Linked DNA regions of Homo sapiens: region 1 is linked to region 2. A link is a contact called in ENCODE Hi-C or POLR2A ChIA-PET data. All regions are on one chromosome and are shown on one strand. The core of a region is the stretch at or near the end of the contact, and the rest is flanking DNA. Distances in the headings are between cores, read along the strand shown. Region 1 overlaps INPP4A (inositol polyphosphate-4-phosphatase type I A). Region 2 overlaps TMEM131 (transmembrane protein 131).

Region 1 (6,103 bases), core at 2,570-5,069, 500 kb after region 2:
TTTAAGCAGTAGTGGATGTAACTCATTTAAAATAGGATTAGATCTAGCTGGGTTAGCTTAGTGGCATGCACCTGGTGAGGCTGTATTCTCTAGCTACTTGGGAGACCGAGGCAGGAGGATTGCATGAGCCCAGGAGTTTGATACCAGCCTGGTCGGTATAGTGAGACCAGCCTGTCTCAAACAAACAAACAAAAACAGGATTACATGAGCTATGACTAAATTCCAGGGCAGTAACTGCTGTGTCATTCTTTGGGAACTGGTCATCCCAGGATTTGATCAGTGTTTCATATCATAGGTTGGCTGTTTTGTAAACTATTAGGATTGTACCAGTGTTTGTCATGGGAACTAGCAGCCTGTGACGTAGACTGTGAACCTAACTTAATTGACTACTGTAATGAATACAAACAGTTGCTATTTTTACCTCAGAACGTAGATTTGTCTGCAAATTAAACATTTGAGACAATAAACAGGAGTTTGGTTTATTAAAGCTGTTTGAGCTTGCTACTTAGGCAGGCCTAGAAATAGGATTGGCTAGCTTTTTCTGATTATGTAGATGTTGACTATATTAGGGAGAAACTCTTATTTTTGTTTTATTTTATTTTAGAGACGGGGTCTCGCTCTGTTGCCCAGGCTATAGTGTAGTAGACAGCCATAGCTCGCTGCAGCCTCAAACTCTAGGGCTCAAGCAGTTCTCCCACCTCAGCCTCCCAATTAGCAAGGACTACAGGCATATGCCACTGTGCCCAGCTAATTAAACAAAAATTTTTTTTTTTTTTTTTTTTTGTTTAAATGAGGTCTTGTTATGTTGCCCAGGCTGGTCTGGAACTCCTGGCCTCAAATGATCCTCCTGCCTTAACCTCCGAAAGTGCTTGGATTGCAAGCATGAGCCATCACACCCTGCCTAACTTAACGTTTAAACAAGGCTTGAGCCTGGGCAAAATAGTGAAACTTCATCTTTACTAAAAATTAAAAAATTAGCTGGGCATGGTGGTGCACACACATCTGTAGTCCCAGCTGCTCAGGAGGCTGAGGCAGGAGGATAGCTTCAGCCCAGGAGTTCAAAGTTGCAGTGAGCTATGATTGTACCGCTGCACTCCAGTCTTGGTGACAGGGGCTTGCCTCTGCCTCAGAAAAAAAAAATCATCAAATAGCCCTTTCTCACCTTCTCTACCCTGGGAGTGGCTACGGATAGGCAGCAACTGAACACAACACGTTTCCTGGTACCCAAGATGAATCATTGCTGCCTGTGATGCCTGAGCCTAGTGATTATCTTCCAGATTGTTTTGCTAGCCAGTTCTTTCTCCATAAAAACATTCAGATTTTTTTTCCTCTTTGAGAGTGGAGTATTTTACTTGAGGGAGCTGACCACCGAACTTCATAGAAATGCCTTCCTGCCCCTTCATGGCTGTGCTGTTCTGTGTGTTTTTTGGGGCTTGCTTTCCCATTCTGCTGGTATCCTGGGTGAGACTCTGGCCCAATGAATGGGATGCTGCACATTTTTTTTCCAGGAGAAACAAAAGGTGTTGGGACCCCTAAGTATGCAGCATGTATGCAGAGAGTGAGGCATGGCCAGGGGGGATGTGGCTCTGATTTCCACATTGCATCTCCAGACCTTAAGCGGGTAGGCAGCATCGGCGGATCATGGCAGGGAGAGAAGTACAGCGGAGGCGAAGTTCTCAAAGCATGGCTGACTGTGGAAGGTGGCTCTCAGCACACTCTTTGTGGCCCGCTAACACCCGTCAGGATGGTAGCCACCACACGCCCAAAGGCACCCGAAGTGCTTGATTTTGACTGACTTTTACCACATTTGCCACCAGTGTGATTGGAGCATTCATGGAGCACAGAATATGACACCAAGTCAGGATTGCATAGTGCTCAGGCAGAGCTTTGTCCTTCGGAAATGCCGCTCACTCATGAGACAAGATGGATAGTTCAGGTCTGGACTGGCCCAGGAGTGGGAGTGACACTGAGTAGACCTCGGCCAGGGGCTTGCCCCTAAACCAGTGGTCCCTGCACCTGGGAAAATCAGCACTCTGATTGCCTCACCTGGTTTCCCGCCCACTCCTCCCTACCCTGGTTGAGTGGCCTAAGGGAGGGTAGAGTTCAGGGAGCTATTAGGAGGAAGGGGGTCGCTGCTGAGTAGCCAAAAGGAAAAACAACATGAAAGTAAGAAAGTCTACCAGGACACCCTGGAGGGCTGGCGTGCAGAGTGCTGAGGGGGACACCTGTGTCCGTGTTTGGGAGGCCCTCTTACCCTCTCCTCCTTGGTGTGCAACTGGTTAATAGTAATTCCTTGAGGGTCTGGAGAAGTTGCTCAAGTGTTAGATTCTACTTTACTGCATGCTACAGGGGCATTGTGTCCCACAATGGCATTCACAGTGTGAAGATTGCCAGAGTTCTCTATGGACACACCCTGCGAACATCATGGATCTGGGCTGTCATAAGACTTAAGCATCCTTCAGGGCAGGGACAATAGCTTGGTTTTCTTTGTAGGTCCAGAGTGCCCCACTGTGCCTGGCACAAAATAGGCATATAATCAATGTTTGTTGAGTGAACGAATGAATAAAGCTAGTCTGTCCTTGTCAAAGTAGCAAGAAAAGCCTCAGCCTCTCTTGGGAAGACAGCCTGCTTCCCTGAGGTCAAGTTGAGGTTCAGTCTAACTGAGGAGAAGGAGGGGAGACCAGAATCCACTGCACAGCTGCTGCCCCAGTAAGTTCTCAGGGAGAAACCAGAACTGTCAGTTTGCTGAGTCAAAGGCAGAAGCCTGTTCTCAGCAGTGACCTTTTTTATCCTTGGCACACAAGCCCTTTTGTCCAGGTGGCTGGAACCTAGGTCTGCTTCCACTTCTGGGTGAGAAGGTGCCACACCTTTGGGTTTGGTCATCGTGTGTGTGTGTGTGTGTGTGTGTGTGTGTGTATGTTTAAAATTAAAAGTAAAAATTTTCCCCATATACATGTACACATATATGCAAGTGTGGTATTATAGGTGCAAGGGTGCAGAGAAGCCTAGTAGGGTAGGGGCACCCAGGAAAGGTGGCCTCTTCCTCTTGTGGGTTTTGGGGAGCATCACAGGGCCTCAGGGAAGGGTGAGTTATGTGTCATGGAAGGGCAGTGGCTCAACCTGGGGGTCTTCAGAGATAAATGAGGAGGGACTGGGGCAATGCATCAGGAAGGAGGCTCAGGAGAGGCAGGGCCAGATCACCCGGGGGGCTCGAGCCCCTTCAGGCCTTTTGTAAAGTTTGGGAATTCATTCATCCCACACTGGAGGGTGTCAGACTTTTTTAAGACTCTTTCATTCTTTTTGTTTGTGTCATTACTTTAAGTGACAGAAGCAGTTCCATAGTCATTTTCATGGTTTGGGGAGACCCTTTCTTGGATCATAGTAATTCTTACAATAATGCCTGTGCTCTAACCACCAGTTTTAGGGGATTGTGGGCCGCGACTTGGCCTCCTTGTCTCCGCTCTGTGTTGGCTTTACAGTTGTGGATGCTGCGGCTCACCCAGCGCTGTGTGGCAGTGGGTCCTGCTGCAGGATGTCCACAATGCAGACCACAGGGCAGGGTGTCCCTGGCACCCATGGGGTCAGGGGTGAAGCTGTTATCTGTGAAATGACAGAAATGAAACCCAGCATTGGAGAAGAATCGTCTGCGCCCCCTCTAATCCACCTGTGAAACACTGTGCTGAAACACCATGAGGAAGAGGAAGCATTGGGGTGTAAAGAAACCCAGAAATGCTGGTTTCTAGAAATGGTATTAATTGTCTCAGGGGCTCTCCCTACAGTGTGAAATAGCTGGCTGGGCAGCTGCAGCCGGTTCCATCTTCTCCATAGCCACGCCCTTCCCGTGACCTCATGGGGTATCTGCACAGTGGGTGCAGTGCAAAAAGACACAGTCAAGCCTGTGAGCCAGTAGCTGGCGAGGGGGTGGTTTGGTAGTGAGAGATGATTACAGGGACGGGGGTTGGCTCATGGTTCTGCCACACCACCCTCCATCTCTAACTGGGACTCTGACTTGGAATATAGACTTCACTATGCCACATGATGTAGTGACATGGCAGAGGAGGCAAACAGAGTGGAAGGAGACAAGTCAGAGAAGAAGGAAGTGAAGGGCGGAGAGCAAGGGATGCTCATTGCCAAGGCCGTGGCAGTCACTGCCAGCAACAGGTGTGGGCCTAGCTTTGATTCTGTCACCTGCAGGGGTGCCTGCCCCAGAGCAGGGCTCCTTGAAATCTTCCATCCCCTTATTGGCTGTGCACTAATGTCTCTTGGAGAGACTTCTCAAAAACCTCCCTGTACTTAACTTGGTTTGACAAATTTGATAACATTTTATGTTTTAATAGGCAAACATTTTCATGGCTTAAAAATTGTAAAATATAGCAGGATATGTGGTAAAGCCTGTTTCCTACCCTATCCTCTAGCCATCCATGTCCCCTCCCTTAAGACACCAATGCCATGTGCTTGTTGGGTTTTTTTCTGAAGTTATGCTGTGTATATGCCAGCAGGCCTGCATGTGCAGACATGAGACAGTTTTCCACATCCCTGGTGCCATGCTGCGTGCTCGCTGTGTGCCTCTTCTGACGGTTTCACTGGCCCACAAGGAGTTTTGTGTTCCATTGTCCAGCTGCATGCTGGCCTGCTGCCAGGCTGTGCTGCAGATTCTTCAACCAGTGCTCTCTGGATGCCTGTTAGCTTCTTTCCAGCCTGTGCTTCACACTAATACGTTAGTTTTGTGAAGGAAGCTGCACCCCCCTTGCTCTGAGGTCTGGGCCTAGGCTCTGGCTGGATTGAGCATCATTCTAGCTGGAAAAAGAGGGTGGGGTTAGACGACGTGTTTAAGCTTCTGCCCGTTTATTTCAATTATGACCTGGCCTGTAGGGTTTTCTTTGGGAAATGGGCAGTTAATGGTTAGATACTATTTGTAAGGCACATGTCTCTAAAATATTACCTTCTAGTGGCCAGGCGTGGTGGCTCACGCCTATGATCCCAGCACTTTGGAAGGCCAAGGTGGGCGGATCATGAGGTCAGGACATCGAGACCATCCTGGCTAACACAGTGAAACCCCATCTCTACTAAAAATACAAAAAATTAGCTGGGCGTGGTGGCAGGCGCCTGTAGTCCTAGCTACTCAGGAGTCTGAGATAGGAGAATCGCTTGAACCCGGGAGGCAGAGGTTGCAGTGAGCCGAGATCGTGCCACTGCACTTTAGCCTGGGCAACAGATGGAGACTCTGTCTCAAAAATAAATAAATAAATAGATAAAAATAAAATAAAATATTACCTTCTAGTTACACACAGACCTTTTATTTTTTTAATTATTATTGTTTTTTTTTTGAGACAGGGTGTCACTCTGTCAACCAGACTGGAGTGTAGTGGCAGGATCATGGCTCACTGCAGCCTCTGCCTTCCAGGCTCAAGTGATCTTCCCACTTTAGCCTCCTGAGTAGCTGGGACTACAGGTGTATGCCACCATGCCTGGCTAATTTTTAATTTTTTTTTGTGGGTTTGGCTATGTTGCCTAGGCTGGTATTGAACTCCTGGGCTCAAGCAATCCACCTGCCTCAGCTTTTCAAAGTGCTGGGATTACTGGTGTGATCCACCATGTCCAGCCAACACACAGACATTTTATTTTTTATTTATTTTTAATTTTTAATTTTTTAAAATTTTTATTCAAGACAGAATCGTGCTCTGTTGCAATCTTGGCTCACTGCAACCTCCACCTCCCGGGTTCAAGCCATTCTCCTGCCTCAGCCTCCCAAGTGGCTGGGATTACAGGTGTGTGCCATCACATCCGGCTAATTTTTGTATTTTTAGTAGAAACGGGGTTTCACCATGTCGGCCAGGCTGGTCTTGAACTCCTGACCTCAGATGATCTGCCCGCCTCGGCCTCCGAAAGTGCTGGGATTACAGACGTGAGCCACCGCGCCCAGCCCACAGACATTTTAAACTAACCTGTAGCATCCTGAGTGAGGCTTGTCAAAGCTGCTTTTGACCCCAGTTTCAGGTACATTGGCTCTGTTGGGCTTTCCTCTGCCTGGCCTATCAAGCGGCCAACTCAAGCTGCAGGTGCAAGGGCAGATGGTTCTGCAGGGACCTTAATGACAGCCAGG
Region 2 (6,274 bases), core at 1,004-3,503:
AAGACACTATATACTAACAATGAACATATGGAAACCAAAAAATAAAAAACAAAACACCATTTACAATCACTCTGGAAAGTGAAATACTTGCAATCACTCCGGAAAGTGAAAGCTATGTACAGGATCTATATACTAAAAAATTTTAAATGCTGATTAAAAAAAGAAAACCTAAATAAATGAACATATATAATAGAGTACTTAACACAGGAAAAATGTCAATTCTCCCCAAATTAATATACAGGTTTAATGCAATTCCTATCAATATCTCAGCAACATATTTCATACACACAAACTAGCTTATTCTAAAATTTGCATGCAAAGGTACACACCCTAAAATAGTCAAAACAATCTTGAGAAATAAGGAAAAAGTGACAGAAATTACTTTCCCCAATATTAAGGTAGAGTAAGAGTAAGGGTAGTATTATTCTAGTAATAGAGTACCTGAGAGAGTGTGACATTGCCAAAATGACATGCACAGACTAATGGAATAGAACAGATGACCCAGAAAGAGAGCCACACAAATATGCCCAATTGATTTTGATACAAGTATGAAAATAATCCACTGGAGGAATTTTTTCAATTTTCAATAAATGGTGCTAGAGCAACTGGACATCCACAAGCCAAAAAGTGCCAAATATTTTTGTATCTCGGAACCAACTTGCTAAATGGAAATGTGAAATAGTTACAATGGCCCATCAGATAATTTCTTGATTATACAGAGAACAATTATATTTTTACTCCATTCTTTAACTCATGTGGTATTGATCTCCTATTACTTTGATCAAAGTTTCAGGGTACAAATTAAAATTTCGATTTTTTTTCAAGGAAAGTTTATAAATAACAGGTCATACTCCAAAGTGGTAAAAGAAAAAAAAGACTTAAAGTTTGGAAAATTTTCTTGGGCATAGTAGTAACTGGGGTAAAAAGAGAAAAATTTATGTCAAAGTGAGAATGTGTTATATATATTTAAAAATATTTCTCTTTTTTCATTAAGTAGTGTAAACTAGATTTTTTTTTTACTACTAAACATGACTTTTGTAAATACATGGTCCAAAAATTTTATTCTCTATTAGTCTTTAATAGTTTATTCTCCATCTCTGACATAAATTTTAAGTTAAAAAATTATCCAACAGCGGCTGGGCACGGTGGCTCACGGCTGTAATCCCAGCAGTTTGGGAGGCCGAGGCAGGCAATCACCTGAGGTCAGGAGTTTGAGACCAGCCTGGCCAACATGGTGAAACCCCATCTGTACTAAAAATACAAAAATTAGCCGGTGTGGTGGCATGTGCCTGTAGTCCCAGCTATTCAGGAGGCAGAGGCAGGAGAATAGCTTGAACCCGGGAGGCGGAGGTTGCAGTAAGCCGAGATCGCGCCACTGCACTCCAGGCTGGGCGACAGCGTGAGACTCCGTCTCAAAAAAAAAAAAAAAAGTTATCCTACAGCAATAATTTTTAAAATGAAGTTAAATGTTTGAATAAATGTGAGACTTTGTTCACATTTATTCCAAAAGGAAAAAAATTGAAAGACACCAAATTTGGCAACTTCTAAGCACAATAATGTTTACATAAAAACAAAAAGCAAAGAAACAAAAATTTTGTTGTGCCTGGTACTTAATGATTTACATAAACTAAATTTTAGCATTACTATGAATTTTAGTTTATTATTTTTAAAATTTATTTAGTCACATGTTTTACTTTTGACTACATACATATGAAACAACATTATATATTTTATTTTTCCCCCTCTAGTAACCAGGCACAAATTTTAATGTACTTCTAGTCTGTCCTGGCTTGCTTTGAAATTCAAGGGATACTATTTTGGTGCTGACCACTGACTATAAACAGAAAGTACCAGCTAACTCATAGGATGGGGAGAGGCAAGGTTATTTCATGATCTCATTGTGGGATGAGGCAAACCTAAACTTAAAAAAAGAAACAAGTTACCTCTTCAAGACATTAGTTTAAAAAAAAAAATGTGCTCAAGTGTTAGAACTTCTATTCCAAAGGACAAAAGTTTCCTGTTTTGAAAACATGCGGGAAAGCTTATACCTGCTGGCATGGCTGCCAAGTATGTTGACAAATAATGAAAGTTTCAAAACTAGGCCTCTGAAATACAATTAGCTAATGTCATAGTAGGTGCCTTGATTATTCCAAAAAAAAAAAGATAACTTTTAACTAAAAGCTACTGCACATAACCACAGTGCTAACGGCTAAGGCTGGACCTCCTCAAGGAACTCATACACTGAGATGAGACACAGACGAATAAATCAAGTACTGGGTGCTCCAGGTGCACTGAAACCACCAAATTCAGCCACAAGGGTTTATGGAGTGGTTACGTCTGAAGGAAGAGTCAGGTGAACACGGAGGTTAAGGTAGGGCATTCCTACCAGAAAGCACAACAGTGCAAAGGAATTTGAGGTATGAAAAATCATGGTTCTTTAAGAAGATAAGTCATTTCATAGGTCTGAAATCTGGGGAGCATTGAAGAGAATTAAGAAGAGGCTGGAGAGGGGGGCAGAAGCTGAGCCACCATCCACACCAAACCCTGGAAGTTGTGTGCTATTTTTCCCATTTTCCAGTAATTTGCCCAAGGTCAAACTTCTGGCAAGTGGCAGAGATGAGAGGACAGATCAGGTCTGCATCTCTACAAAGCTCAAGCTCAGGCTGTCTCTCAACGACCTTCCAATACTTAGAATAATCTCCCAACAGGTGCAGCTTCCTGAAGACAGAGAAAGCCCATGGTGAAGTAGAACAGTAACAAACCCTGAAACCAATCATTAAAGTAGCTGTTCTCAAAGTGGAGTTCTTGGACCACTGCATTAAAATGCCTTGGTACTCAGCAAAAGGTAGATTCTGGGCCTACATTCAGACATACTGAATCGCATTCTCTGAGACTGAGCCTGGGAGTCTGCATTTTATGATACCCACAAGCTTTGAAGGCTGGTGATTTAAATGCCTGTTACGCCTAGGGCAAGTGACCAGATTTGAAGGGGCATATGAAGAAAGGAAAGGCTTAATTCAACTTCAGATAAATGGGATCTGAGTTAACAATGAGCTATGCAAGGAAAAATGCTGAAGCAGGCAGTTCCAAGACAGTACTTGAACTTGGGGAAAGGGACACCAACAGAGGGACGAAACTGAAGCTCTCAGCTTTCAAAAATCAAGGAAGAAATGGTAGAGGGCTGAGCTCTGCAACTTATTACGGGCAGAACCTCCCTCCAGCAGCAGTGGAGCACTGACAGTGGAGGTTTATGAGCAAGAGGAACAGAAGAGGGCATGTGTCATGGAAGCCAAGAAAGGGCTCAACAGTGTCAAAGACTATCCCACAGAGAAAAGAAGAGGACAGAGGGGCAGAGACTTGAAAATAAGCCACCAGAGTTGGCCAATTGGAAGCCACTGGTAAGTCTTGAGACAGGTTTCTGAGTGGCAGAGAGAAGCCAGACTCTAAAGTAGATGCCTTGGAAAGTCAAGAAAACAGGAGAAGAGAAAGGAGAAGAAAAGCTCTATCTGAAGACTGAAGTAAAGAAACGTGGGGGGAGACACAAACTGAGGTTACAAGAAGGGAGAAATAGAAGGAGCTGACGCTGGAGGGTCTGTTTCAATGAGCTAAGATACAAGGTCATCTGTGTCTCTGGGGAGGTGGGGAAGAGCTGGACAGGTTTGAAGAACCAACTGCTTCAGCCCCATGGTCAAGGCCTGGAAGAGCCACTGTGGTCCTGACTCTCAAACAGGGAAGTATTTTCTTGGCGCACCTTTTACTGTAGAAAAGGTTAACCTACAGAATAGTTAAAACAACTGTATTTATCAGATTTGTTTCAGCACATTCTCCCTTTCTCTCTCTCTCATATATATGAGAAAAAAATATATATATGTCTGCGTGTGTGTGTGTGTGTGTATCTATATATGGTCAAACCATTTGAAAGCAGGCTACAGACACCACAACACTTCCCAGTAAATACTTTCAGCACAGATCCCTTAAGAACAAAGACATTCTCCTACATAATCACAATTTTATTACCACAGCCAACCATTTTAATACTGACATATAACATTTAAAAAATACAGTCGGTATTTAAGTTTCCACCCCAAAATGTCCTTTATAACCTTTTTTTTCAGTCCAGCATCCAATCAAGGATCATGCATTACAGCATTATATTTGGTTGTCACTTTAGTCTCCTTTAAATTACAACAGTCCCCCTCAAAAGTTTTTGTCTTTCATGACATAATTTTTGGAGAATCAAGACCTAGTGTTTTACAGAATATCCCACAATCTTGATTTGCTTTATTGTTTCCTCATGATTAGATTCAGGGCAAATATTTTTGGTAAGAATAATATAGAAATGACATGCAACCCTAACAAGAGACTGATATTTCAATTTGTCACTACTGGTGATATTAAATTGGATCACTTGCTTAATGTAGTATCCACCAGATCTTTGCATCACAAAGATGTATTTTTCCCTTTGTAATAGATAATTCATAAAAAGAATTTTGAGATAGTACACATATACCCAATAATCTTTACCAATAATTTTTAGCATCCATTGACAATTCCTGCCTGAGTCAATGATTACAGTGGCAGTTGTAAAACGGTAACTTTCTAATTCAATCATTCCTTGTACATTTACTAGAAGGCATTCTTTGGTAATGTCATTTTTATTTCCATCCACCTTCTTCATGTTTAAGTATCACTATGGACTCATATTTTCTTCCAATATAACTGATTACTTTTTTTTTTGATGTTCAAAATGTTCCAAATTTGGCCAATGAGAATCCCTTCAAGCCAGTTTTTGTGTTGTTCTAACTTGTTTCCATTAGTCCTGGAGCACATGTTTGCTTTACGACACAAAATGATCCAGTATCATTTTGCAGTTTTCCTGTCTGAGCCTTAGATGGTTTCACTGGTTAATTCTAACAAATGATGCTAAAACGGCTTAAAAGAAATAAGACTAATTCTATAAAAATGATTCAACATTGTAAGAAAAATCCTTCCCAACTCATTTGATGAGACCAGCATTAATCCAACACCAGAAATAAAAATAGCATACAAAAACTAAAACCAACAGACTTCATTAATGCAGACATAAAAAATGCTTAAAGGTGTTTTACCAAATTGAGTCCAGCAATATGTAAAAATGAGTAATATATAACATCCAAACAGAGTTAATACCAGAAAAGCAAGGATGGTTTACATTTTTAAAAAGTAATGTATTTTACCATATTAACATTCTAAAAAAAGAAAAACTAGTTACTTCACCATCTTAATATAGAGAAAAAGAATTTGATAAAATTCACCAATTCATGATGAAAATTACCAGTAAGCCAATAGAAAGAACTTCCTCAGCGATTATGAACACTTATTAAAAACTTACAACTGACATCGTACTTGATGGTCAAAGACTGAATGTTTCCCCCCAAAATTGGGAACAAGGAAAGGAAGCTGTAAACACTATCTAAAAAAAAAAAAGGTGCTATTAGAACAAGTAAGGTTATAGCACGTAAAGTTAATAACAAATATCAATTACATTTCTATATACAAGCACTGAACAATTGAAAAATAAAATAAAATATAATTTCATTGTATTTGGAAAAAATACAATCGGTTGTATACAGAACAAATATCCAATTGTTTGTATACTTGTATACAATATACAATTGTTGTATATGGAAAAAATACAATTCCCTATACAACAGCCTCCAAAAACATGAGAGATAAATACTGTTTAAAGAAATTAAAAAAGATCTAAATAAAGAGATGAATCTTGTTTGGGATTAAAAACTCCATGTTGTTATATCAATTCTCACCAGTTTGATTAGAGTTAATGTGCTCTCAATCAAAATCTCAGGTTGTTGTTGTTTTCGAAATTGACAAGTCTGAAATTTACATGGAAATGGAAGTAACTAAAACAGCCAAAGCAGTTGCAGTATTCATACTGCCTCCCTTTAAAGACTTACTAAAAGACTGCCGTAACCAAGCTAATACAGAACTGACAAAATGATATGTAAATCAACAGAACAGAATTGAAAATCGAAAAACAGACACGCAAATACATGGTCAACTGAGTTTCAATAAAGGTGCCAAAGCAACTCAATGGAGGAAAATGAAAGTCTTTTCATAAATTGTGCTGCAACAGCTGAATATGCAAATGCACTTTAAAAAGTGAACTTACGGGAAATTGTAGGTCAATATTTTAAAAGTCAACAACAACAAAAAGCATGCTTTTGTGTTCTATTCCCTATTGCAATATGCATTATTTACATATTCCCATTATTTG

What was found. A loop is a pair of places that touch in the nucleus more often than their neighbours do. ChIA-PET counts read pairs that join two places held with the same protein, here RNA polymerase II (POLR2A). Pooled maps may share reads with other maps.
Region 1: a map with no recorded cell type shows a loop between it and region 2 (2.1-fold over the local background). The contact joins two enhancer-like sites. A Hi-C loop is called at or near these places in 2 of 37 single-sample maps with no recorded cell type and 1 of 50 pooled maps. POLR2A ChIA-PET finds 5 or more read pairs at or near these places in 2 of 52 experiments (GM10248 and activated T-cell).

What each region holds. Positions count from the first base shown.
Region 1 is chr2:98,457,217-98,463,319 of GRCh38, forward strand. All of the region lies in intron 1 of INPP4A (inositol polyphosphate-4-phosphatase type I A), which reads left to right. Among named protein-coding and RNA genes, the nearest start is that of INPP4A, 15 kb to the left of the region's middle. RefSeq lists enhancers at 3,505-3,564, 6,078-6,103. Within about 2 kb of position 3,820, at least 13 of the 41 ENCODE cell types and tissues checked have a DNase peak (open chromatin) inside an H3K27ac peak, as active enhancers do.
Region 2 is chr2:97,955,683-97,961,956 of GRCh38, forward strand. All of the region lies in intron 1 of TMEM131 (transmembrane protein 131), which reads right to left. Among named protein-coding and RNA genes, the nearest start is that of TMEM131, 37 kb to the right of the region's middle. RefSeq lists an enhancer at 2,153-2,232. Within about 2 kb of position 2,254, at least 3 of the 41 ENCODE cell types and tissues checked have a DNase peak (open chromatin) inside an H3K27ac peak, as active enhancers do.